2 separate regions of the Homo sapiens genome follow, and region 1 is linked to region 2. A link is an interaction called in ENCODE POLR2A ChIA-PET data of the cell type or tissue named here. Cell type or tissue: Panc1. All regions are shown on one strand. Each heading gives the region's core, and the rest is flanking DNA. Links, peaks and the distances in the headings are about the cores only.

Evidence for each region. ChIA-PET counts read pairs that join two places held together with the same protein. Peaks named below come from ENCODE experiments on the same cell type or tissue, not always from the same donor. Only the 100,000 strongest peaks of a DNase experiment are listed, where the experiment ranks them.
Region 1: POLR2A ChIA-PET joins it to region 2 with 8 read pairs; 2 of 35 experiments call an interaction of 5 or more read pairs at or near these places.

What each region holds. Positions count from the first base shown.
Region 1 is chr2:36,681,783-36,687,166 of GRCh38, reverse strand. No RefSeq gene overlaps it. Among named protein-coding and RNA genes, the nearest start is that of VIT, 12 kb to the left of the region's middle. In Panc1, for the core only: no CTCF peak of the experiment used is centred there; no DNase peak of the experiment used is centred there; H3K27ac peaks cover 1,676 bases.
Region 2 is chr2:36,873,800-36,879,183 of GRCh38, reverse strand. STRN (striatin) reads left to right here. Exons shown (of 18, transcript NM_003162.4): 10 at 1,157-1,293. Among named protein-coding and RNA genes, the nearest start is that of STRN, 90 kb to the left of the region's middle. In Panc1, for the core only: no CTCF peak of the experiment used is centred there; no DNase peak of the experiment used is centred there.

The DNA.
Region 1 (5,384 bases), core at 71-5,070, 190 kb after region 2:
TGGTCTTGAACTCCTGGCCGCAAGTGATCCTCCCACCAGAATCTCCCGAAATTCTGGGATTACAGGCATGAGCCACACGGTTGCTGGCCAAGATCTTTTTCTCAGTGGTTATAGCTACCGTGGAAGAGAAGCACATAGCAAATTTTAAAGTTTCTCATGACATCCAACTACTCTGGCTGATAAATCTAAGTGAATGAGAAGCAAACAGAAGCCAGATCTTGATGGAGAGCAACACAGTGTGATGTATCTGGAGGTAAACCAAATTCCCTGCCTCATGCATAAATGAAGGGCTCATAGTGCCTTTTAAATGACAGAGAAAAAGGGACCGGGTCTCTTTACAGAAAGGCTCCCAAGAATGCCTGCACACAGCCTGGGTCACATAGATCAACATGTTTGTCATAATACTTTTGTTTTAAAGTAGAAAGAAATGGCATTTCTTTCTCACCATTTGGAAAGGTGAGTGTAGGTGACATAGGCATCTGGGCAGGGGTGGCCAGAGTGGTGGGAGTGATGCCACGGGAGGCTGGCTCTATGGGTTCCCACCAGCAGTACAATGCCCAGAACTTCTGTTTGGAAGGGCAAAATCTGAGAGCAGACGTGACTGAAATTGCATAAAAGCCATGGAAGAAATCACAAAGGAAAAGATTAGTAGATTTAACGACATTAGCATTAAAACTATAACATGGTTTTAGAAAAACAATGGACACATACACTATGAAAGAGTTATAAAGCAAATGATCAAATGGGAGCACATATTTGTAATAAGCATGGCAAATTGTTAATATTTTTAAACTATAAAAATATTTAAAAGCAGTAAGAAAACTTCAAAAGCATCACCAAATAGAAAAATATAGGCCAGTGATATGAACAATACACACACACACACACACACACTCACACACTTTAAGTGGGCAACAAATGTGGAAAAAATCATTTAACCTATGGGGACACTCAGGAAGTATAAATTAAGATGATATTAAAGCATTTATTTTCAGCTCATTGATTTGACACAGATTTTTTTAAAAATTCAATACTAGTAAGGGCGAAGATCAACATTCTCATGTATTACTCATAACAAGTGGTAAAAATTGCTACAATCTTTTCAGAAAATAATTTGGCAAGCTGTACCATGAGATGAAAAACAGTTTGACCCAATAATTCCCCTTCTAGGAATGTATCCTAAATAGAAAACCAGAGACGTGTTATGCTGTGTCTAGTCATAATACAGATAGACAGCATAGTCGATAGGCTGCATCCGCGAGCTGCAGTTTGCCCAGCCAAGAGGGACTGTAAGCCAGAAACCCTGAGCTTGGCTCTTACCTGGGGTAGGAGTGTGGGAGGGGCTTTTCCAGCACCTTGGTCACAGAGCACCCTGTTGGTTGAGCATGACCTATTGTCCTTTCGGTTGTATCCTCTAAGGTGCTGGGTTGTGCCCCAGAACCCCAGTTGTCATTGGCAGAGTGGAAAGCATCTGGAACTCCTAATAGATGAGACAGGAGTGCAAATTCTACTACATGTTACTTGAGTAATTTTGTCTTTCTGTGTCTCTGGCTTCAGAAAACAATGATAATCACAATAACTATGATATTAATCATGTTTACTGAGCATTTGCTGTATGCCAGGTACAGTTCTAAACATCTGCATCTATGAATTCATTTAATTCTCAAACAACTCTAATGAGTAGTAGTCATTTTGGAAATGAGAAAATGTAGACAGAGAGATAAAGTGACAAGGCCAGCAACACACAGCTAGGAAAATGAAGTCAGGATTTGAATGCAAGTGGCCTGTCCCCTGGCTACGCTGCCTCAGCCCCAGGTTGCTGAGAGGATCAGGACAGATAAAATATGCAAAAGACATGTTTTGAAATCATGAAGCAGGACTTGCCTGTAAGGCCTGTTTATTGCTTGCAAGGTAATAATAAACGACATAAGCTGGAGCATCTGCTTTGGCAGTGTTTGCTTTTGCTCCATAACTTCACACTTAAAAATCAGTTAAAGAAATCCTGACTAGATATAAAAATGACTATTGAAAAATCTCCCTTCCTTTGTTTTTTTTCAAGCCACAGGCTAGTTGAGAACGGACACCTTGCTGAGAAAACTAGGTAACTGAACGGCTTGGGTGATTTTATTTTTCCTATTTTCCAAGTGCTAATTTTAATGTAGACCCGAGAGTCAATTTTTTTTTTTTTTTAAGCAAAAGGAGGTTTTCTGTGGCCTGATGTGTCTAGATCTTTTTCCTTCTGCTTTGCTTATAGGCTGAAGAAGCTTAATTTAATTTGCTAGTAAGGAAAATGTTTTGCTTTCATGAGTTTTGTGATATATTAATGTATAAAAAGATTAATTAGCATAAAAGATTAATTACAAAGCACTTGAACTAAATGAACTCTAATTATGATGAAAGCCAAACATAACCACTTCATTAGTAGGACAGTGAAAATGAAAACTGCGCAGTGAATAGAGAGTGAAGTTCCCAGCTACGTGACAGGTGAACAAAGGCAGGAATACACTCCATTTCATGAAAGCCCAGAAACCTGTGGTCAGCGTCCAGCTAGGAGTCTGGTCACAGTGCAATGGCAATCTTACGCAGACCAGGATGGGCCTACTTGAATACCAAATCCCCTGATTTAGCAAAATTGTGTTTAGAGATGCTCCCAAGTATGTATTTTAAAACACTGAGCTCAGGAGGTGACTGGACTTGGTGGGTTTTGGGGTATTTATTTACCTCTTTGCTTTCTAACAGCTTCATTTCACCCCTTTTCAAGGCCACCTCTTCTTCTGTCTGCAATGACTTTCCCTAGCGGTCTAGCCCCAGTCCTCTTCTCACTCCATGTGCCCTCCTTAGTTTGTTTTATTCACTTCCATTGTTTTGAGAACTAAGTATATGTTAAATTCTTTCTAATCCTTATCTCTGGACCCTCTTGTAAGTTCCCCTAGCTATTAATGATCACCATCTTCATACCTCTGTTATGGACTTATGTTTATAATACCTGTGTTATGGACTTAGGTTTATGATACCTCTGTTATGGACTTTACGTTTGTGTCCCCTCGAAATTAATACGTTGAAGCCCTAACTCCCACTGTGATGATATTTTTAGATGGGCCTTTGGGAGGTAATTAGGTTCAGATGAGGTCATGAGGATAGAGCCCCATGATGGGATTAGTGTCCTCATAAGATGAAAGAGAGAGACATCAGAGTTCTTTCTCCATCCCTTCCCCTCCATGAACTCCTGTTTATAGCCACACAGTGAGAAGACAGCCATCTGCAAGCCAGGAAGGGGACCCTCACCAGGAACTGAATCTGCAGGCACCTTGATCTTGGACTTCCCAGCCTCCAGAATCATGAGAAATAAATTCCTGTGCTTTAAGCCACTCAGTCTATGGTGTTTTGCTACTGCAGACCAAGCTGACTAGTACAATTTTGCAGGCACTTCAAACAAAATGTCCGGGAAGGAGCTATCATCCTTCTGAATTCCCCGTCCTGATCTGTGGCAGCCCCAGCCACACAGATCTGCAGGTCAGAATCAGAGTGTTTTTACCTCTCTTGTTCTGGTCTCATCGTTTCTTTTCTTTTTTTCTTATAAATTTTTTAAATTGAGATACAATTCACATTCATAACATTTCATCTTTTTAAAGTGTACAGTTCAATGGTTTTTAGTATTTTCACAGAGTTGTGCATCTATAACCATCATCAATTCTAGAATATTTTCATGACCCCAGAAGGAGGCTCCATATCCCTTAGCCATTCTTTCAATTCCTCTGGCTGTCAGTGCTAAGCAACCACTAATCAACTTTCTGTCTCTATAGATTTGCTAATTCTAGACGTTTCACACAAAAGGCATCATACAATATTTGGTCTTTTGTGATTTGATTCTTTCATTTAGCATAGCATTTTTGAGGTTCATCCTCAAATGTTGTAACATGCACCAGTAGTTTGTTTCTTTTTATGGCTAAAAAATATGCCATCATCATCATTTCTTGCCTGGATAATTGTATAAATTCCTGACTTGTTTCTTTGCCCCAAGTCTTATCCCTTCCAGCCCATGCCCCCAACTGTTTCCAGAGGAATCTGTAAGCATAAATCTGAGTATGTCCTGCTTAAAATCTCCCAGTGGCTTTCCACTGTTTGCAGAAGGAGGTCCAAACTCCTTGGCATGCTGTACCGCTCCTAGGATGCCTTCACTGGCCTGCCCAGCCTCTTTTCCCACATCATTCTTCTATACTCATGGCGTGGCTCGGGATATCACCTCCTCTGTTCTTTCTGTGTTAACAACTTCCTGTCTTTGCAGGTGCACCTCCTCCGACGGGAGTGTCCTTTCTCCAGACTCAGCCCAGCACACTCCTCTTCGTCCTTCTGTACTTATCTGTCATCTTCTCTTTGAGTTTCCATAGGACAATTCTGTTATGGTATGTGTCACTTGCTATAATGATTTATGAATATCTGTGAACTTGAGTGCAGGAGCTAAGTTTTGCTCCTCTCGCTATCCCCAGGGCTTGGTGTAGAGCCTGGAAAACAGCTAAAACTTACTAAATGTTTATTGAATAAATAAATGATTAGAGGTAGAAAGAAGCATAATATTTTAAACATTCATGTTAGTAGTTCACCAAATAATTGACAATTTGAAAATTTCTGTCTGAGCACATGTATAATAACTGGGGCTACTAAACATCAGACTGTTCTGGGATAAAAAGAAGCAAAGCTGCCATTAACAAGAACAGATATTTTATTGCCTAGGAATGGCTTAATTTACTTATCAAGAATTTACTAGATAACTGCTGACCACTCTATTTCACTTTGACACTAATAGCTCAAGGATCTCAGTAAATAACTGGTTTGTAGAAAGAATCTGCTTTTGAATTTCAATGTGCAAGATGCCTTTAACCCATACTCAATGAATTTTGATCACGTAATTTTTTTAGTAACTGAAGGCATGATCAATAGATGTAGGTATCAAAGGGCTCCGTTGCCACACACTAAGTTTAAGAAGCCAAAGTAGAATTCCTGCTTCTTGGGAAGGAGGCAGTTGATGCTCACTGAATTGATCAATGAATATGCTATTTCTGATACTAAAGTTAATTCCATGGTTTGTGTTTGATATTTTGGGGAATGTAATAAAAGATCTCAGTTCTGTAGTGTTCATGCTCTCTTTAATTTATAGCAACAATATGAGAAGTTCCTTTTGGAATCCTGAATTGGTGATGGGATTGTAAACATTAATTGATTTGACAAACAGGTTCACAAGGTATGTGATATCAAAGGCAGATCATGGACTATGTGCTGAAGCACTAAGAAGCGTAAGTGAAGTAGTAGTCTTAAACCACCAAGAGTTAGTGAAAATCAAGATAAGCAAACTACCCAAATATCTTTTTGCCTTTCCCCTGTGCCTT
Region 2 (5,384 bases), core at 266-5,265:
CAGGAGAATTGCTTGAACCCAGGAGGCAGAGGTTGCAGTAAGCTGAGATCATGCCAGTGCACTCCAGCCTGGGCCATAGAGCATGACTCCATCTAAAAAACAAAAAAAACAAATAAACAAAACATTTTCTTTACCGGGTGCAGTGGCTCATGCCTGTAATCCCAGCACTTTGGGAGGCCAAATCAGGTGGATCACTTGAGGTCAGGAGTTCACGACCAGCCTGGCCAACATGGTGAAACCCCGTCTCTACTAAAAATACAAAAATTAACCAGATGTGGTGGCACGCACCTGTAATCCCAGCTACTCGGGAGGCTGAGGCAGGAGAATTTCTTGAACCCAGGAGGTGGAGGTTGCAGTGAGCCAAGATGTCACCACTGCACTCCAGCCTGGGTGACAGAACGAGACTCTGTCTCAGAAAAAAACATAAAAAAAAAGAAATAAAAAATAAAAAAAAATTTTAGATGAACTATAATATACCTACAGAAGAGTGCTGATATCATAAGGGTACAGCTCAGTGAATTGTCATCAAGATAGAATTATTACCCTCCCACGTCACCACCCCTTAGGTCAACAAGTAGAACATTACCAGGGCCCTGGAAGTCCTGTTGTTGCTTCCTTTCTTTAATCACTACCCCTCTTCTGGCCGGCAGAGGTAATCCTGACTTATAACGCCACATATAGATTTTGTCACATAAATAGGCACATTTAAGAATTTGACCCATTTTCATTTGAAATTTTCTATATTCTTCTAGGTTATAAAATTAATGAATTATATTTTGAATGAGACCAGCACTTGTACATATATTTAGTAATTAATAGAAATTGTTTAGGTAATTAACATGAAATATCAAATGAGGAAAACTTACTTTCCTATAGTCATTATTTTTCTATATAGTGAAAAGGAAAGGACAGTGGATTCTTAGATTTGTTTCATGTTTTACTTTTCTAATTAGTTGATGCCTTTACCTGTGGTTAAGATATGGAAAAAGCAATAAATTATTTAGGATTTTCTGCTCACTGAATTTTATTGTGTTTAAAAGCATTTAAAAACAATTAAGTATATACGTGCACTTATAAGAAATTTGATGCAAGCAAATGAGACTAAATGTTGGCTCCTTAGAGATTTTTTAATGTTTCCTTTGTCTTCCCTCTTCAGTGGAAGCATTGACATTTCCTCCTTCTTCTGGAAAGTCATTCATCATGGGAGCAGATGAAGCCCTTGAAAGTGAACTGGGACTTGGAGAACTAGCAGGCCTTACGGTGGCCAATGAAGCAGACTCACTAACTTATGATGTAAGTAGTAGTTTTGTTTTTGTTGTGTTTACTTGGTTTTTAAAAACAAAAACTTGGGCTGGGTGCGGTGGCTCACGCCTGTAATCCAGCACTTTGGGAGGCCGAGGTGGGCGGATCACTTGAGGTCAGGAGTTCAAAACCAGCCTGGCCAACATTGAGAAACGCTGTCTCACAGAAAATACAAAAAATTAGCCAGGCATGGCGGCAGGTGCCTATAATCCCAGCTACTAGGGGGGCTATGGCAGGAGAATTGCTTGAGCCCGGAAGGCAGAGGTTGCAGTGAGCCAACATCGCACCACTGCACTCCAGCCTGTGCAACAGAGTGAGACTCCGTCTCAAAAAAGTAAAATAAAATAAAAAGTTGATTTTATAGAAAATGAAGGCAATGGTAAAACTTCTTTACAAGTGTAGAACTTGGTTCAGTTTTCATTGCAAACTTTGAAAGATACGTAAAGAAAAACTAACATTTTTCCATAACCTAGAGATTAAAATTTTGGGCTTTACCTAAATCCATAATTGAGTATGATTTGTTTATTGGTTTTTGATAGGGGAAAGAATTCCTTTTTCCATTACCAAATTTGGATTTTGTTTTCTTTTTTAGGGCACCAGCAATTAGTTGTAATTCGTGCCTACCTAAACAATATTTGCCTTGCTTCTTTAGTACACTAGTCAATATCCTGTTGAGAAGAGATTTTAATTAGTAGTAGGCATGGATGTATACAGTGTGCTTTCCAGATGTTAAGGCTGACCCATCAGAGATTTGGACCAAAATTGAAATCTTTGTACCTTTGGGCATACATTTACTTAATTCCAAACATAATTGTTTTATAAATGTGTTTATAGGGCTGGGCACAGTGGCTCATCCCTGTAATCCCAGCACTTTGGGAGGCCAAGGCGGGTGGATCACGAGGTCAGGAGATCGGGACCATCCTGGCTCACACGGTGAAAACCCGTCTCTATTAAAAATACAAAAAAATTAGCCAGGCGTGGTGGCAGGCGCCTGTAGTCCCAACTACTCGGGAGGCTGAGGCAGGAGAATGGCGTGAACCCAGGAGGTAGAGCTTGCAGTGAGCCAAGATCTCGCCACTGTACTCCAGCCTGGGCGACAGAGCAAGACTCCGCCTCAAAAAAAAAAAAAATGTTTATAATTGCTCATCACAATAAATAATTTATTAGAAAAATAGTTGCTTATGTCATAGGTGAAGTATTTATAACCTGCCTTATTTCATTAAATTCCTCTCACTTTGATAGTTTATGATCTCTGTTGGAAAACACAATGTATCTCTTGCAGCACAGGTACCATGCAGGGGATGTAGGATGGATGCCTAAGTAAACCATAGGTACGGTAAAGAAGCACTCCAAAGAATAATGCTTACCACTCACTCCTCTTCATACAGATAAAAAAACTCCCAACCTGTTTGCTAAGCCCATTAGTAAGTCTTTTGGGTTCTACCTCCAAAGACAGTTGAAATCCGTATACTACTTTTCATTTTCTATCCTGGTCCATTTTTTTCTTAGCCAGAGCTACTACAATAACCATCTAATCTAAATGGACTCCTTGCACTCCATTCTCCACAAATATGATACAGATTTACAAAAAAAAAATTTTTTTTTTTTTTTAAGGCAGGGTCTCACTCGGTCACCCAGGCTGGAGTGCAGTGGCTTGATCTCAGCTCACTGCACCCTCCGCCCCACCGGGCTCAAATGATCCTCCCATCTCAGCCTCCCAAGTAGCTGGGACCATAGGCACGCACCATCACACCCAGGTACTTTCCTTTATTTTTGGTAGAGACAGGCTTTCGCCATATTGCTCAGACTGGTCTCAAACTCCTAAGCTCAAGCAGTTCACCTGCCTCAGCCTCCCACTAAATGCTGGGATTACAGGTGTGAACCACCATGCCTGACCTGATAAAGATTTAAAAAAAATCATTTGTAAGCCAGGCGCGGTGGCTCACGCTTGTATCCCAGCACTTTGGGAGGCCGAGGCGGGCAGATCACGAGGTCAAGAGATCGAGACCATCCTGGCTAACACAGTGAAACCCTGTCTCTACTAAAAATACAAAAAAATTAGCTGGGCATTGTGGCGGGTGCCTGTAGTCCCAGCTACTCATAAGGCTGAGGCAGGAGAATGGCGTGAACCCGGGAGGCAGAGTTTGCAGTGAGCCGAGATTGCGCCACCGCACTCCAGCGCGGGCGATAGAGCGAGACTCCCTCTCAAAAAAAAAAAAAAATCATTTCTATTTCCAATGTTTTTGTTGCCTTATATTTCATGTTTGTCTTTTTAAAACACTGTTAAGTTGATTTTTGCTTTTTTTTTGGTAATTTTTGATAACCTTTGTCTTTTAATTGGAGCATTCAATCTTTTTTTTTTTTTTTTTTTTTTTTGAGGCAGAGTCTCACTCTGCTGCCCAGGATGGAATGCAGTAGTGTGATCACAGCTCACTGTAGCCTTGACCTTCTAGGCTTAAGCCATCCTCCCACCTCAGCCTCCCAAGTAGCTGGGACCATAGGTGTGCACCACCATGCCTGGCTTTTTAATTTTTTGTATAGACGGGATCTTGCTATACTGCCCAGGCTAGTCTTGAACTGCTGGGCTCAAGCAGTCTGCCCACCTCAGCCTCACAGAGTGCTGGGATTACAGGCATGAGCCATCGTGCCTGGCTGGGGTAGATTATTTTTTATTCAACCTTCCACCTTTCTACTACTTGGAATTTCTACACTCTTTTGCTACTCTTCAGTGGGTACCCTAGAGAGTATCACATACATCTTTATCAAAATTTTCTATGCAAAGACCTTATAATGCTTTTAATTCTTAATTCCCACCCTACTTATATGTCATTCTTGTTACACATTTCTGAATATGTTTATCTTCTAAAAGAAAATTATTGTTTTGTACACTCTATACTCAGTTAGGATTATTTATTTTACATTTTACATTATCCTTTACACATTTTGCTTTTTAAAATTATTTTCTGCATGTCTGACTGTCCATCTGGGATCACTTTCTTTTCACCTGAGAACATTTAGTATTTCTCTTTAGTGAAGGTCTGTTGGTATCCAGTTCTCTCTGTGTCTTGTTTTCTGAAATATCTTTGTTTAGCCTGAGTGGGTCAACTGTTATTGCGTATTGAATTCTAGTTGGCAGAGGTGTTTTTTTTTTTTTTTTTTTTTTTAACTCTAAACATAGTATTTTACTGTCTTTGTTTTTATGTTTTCTGCTAAGGTCAACTATCATTTCTGTTGTTGGTCATTTAATGGTAGTCTGATTTTTTTCACTATTATTATCTGTGTCTATTTTTTTAGCCAAGGTTTGTTTTCCTTTTTATTTAAGTTTCTTGAAGTTCTTAAATCTTTATGGCTTGATGTATTTTCATCACTTTTGTGAAGTTCTCAGCCATTTCTCTTCGAGTACCACTCTAGCACCTCTCTCTTTCTCTTCTCTTTTTGGAACATAGTTATATGTGTGTTATACCTTCTTCCTCTTCTTCCTGTGACCTCTGTCTCCTATTCCCTTTATTTTTTTTATGATTCATCTTTCAGTTCACTAATTGTCTCTTCAGTAATCTGTAGTCAGTAGTTAAGCCTGTCTATTGAGGTCTTACAGTTTTTGCTCTTTTTTTTTTTTTTGAGACAGAGTTTTGCTTTGTCGCCCAGGCTGTAGTGCAGTGGCGCGATCTTAGCTGACTGCAAGCTCCGCCTACCGAGTTCACGCCCTTCTCCTGCCTCAGCCATCCATGTAGCTGGGACTGCAGGTGCCCGCCACCACGCCCAGCTAATTTTTTTTTTTTTTGTATTTTTAGTAGAGATGGGGTTTTCACCGTGTTAGCCAGGATGGTCTTGATCTCCTGACCTTGTGATCCACCCGCCTCAGCCTCCCAGAGTGCTGGGATTATAGGTGTGAGCCACAGCATCTGGCTGGTTTTTGCTTCTTGAATTTTTTTTTTTTTTTGAGGCGGAGTCTCGCTTTGTCGCCAGACTGGAGTGCAGTGGCGTAATCTCGGCTCACTGCAACCTCTGCCTCCCAGGTTCAAGCAATTCTCCTGCCTCAGCCTCTCGGGTAGCTGAGATTACAGGCACATGCCACCATGCCC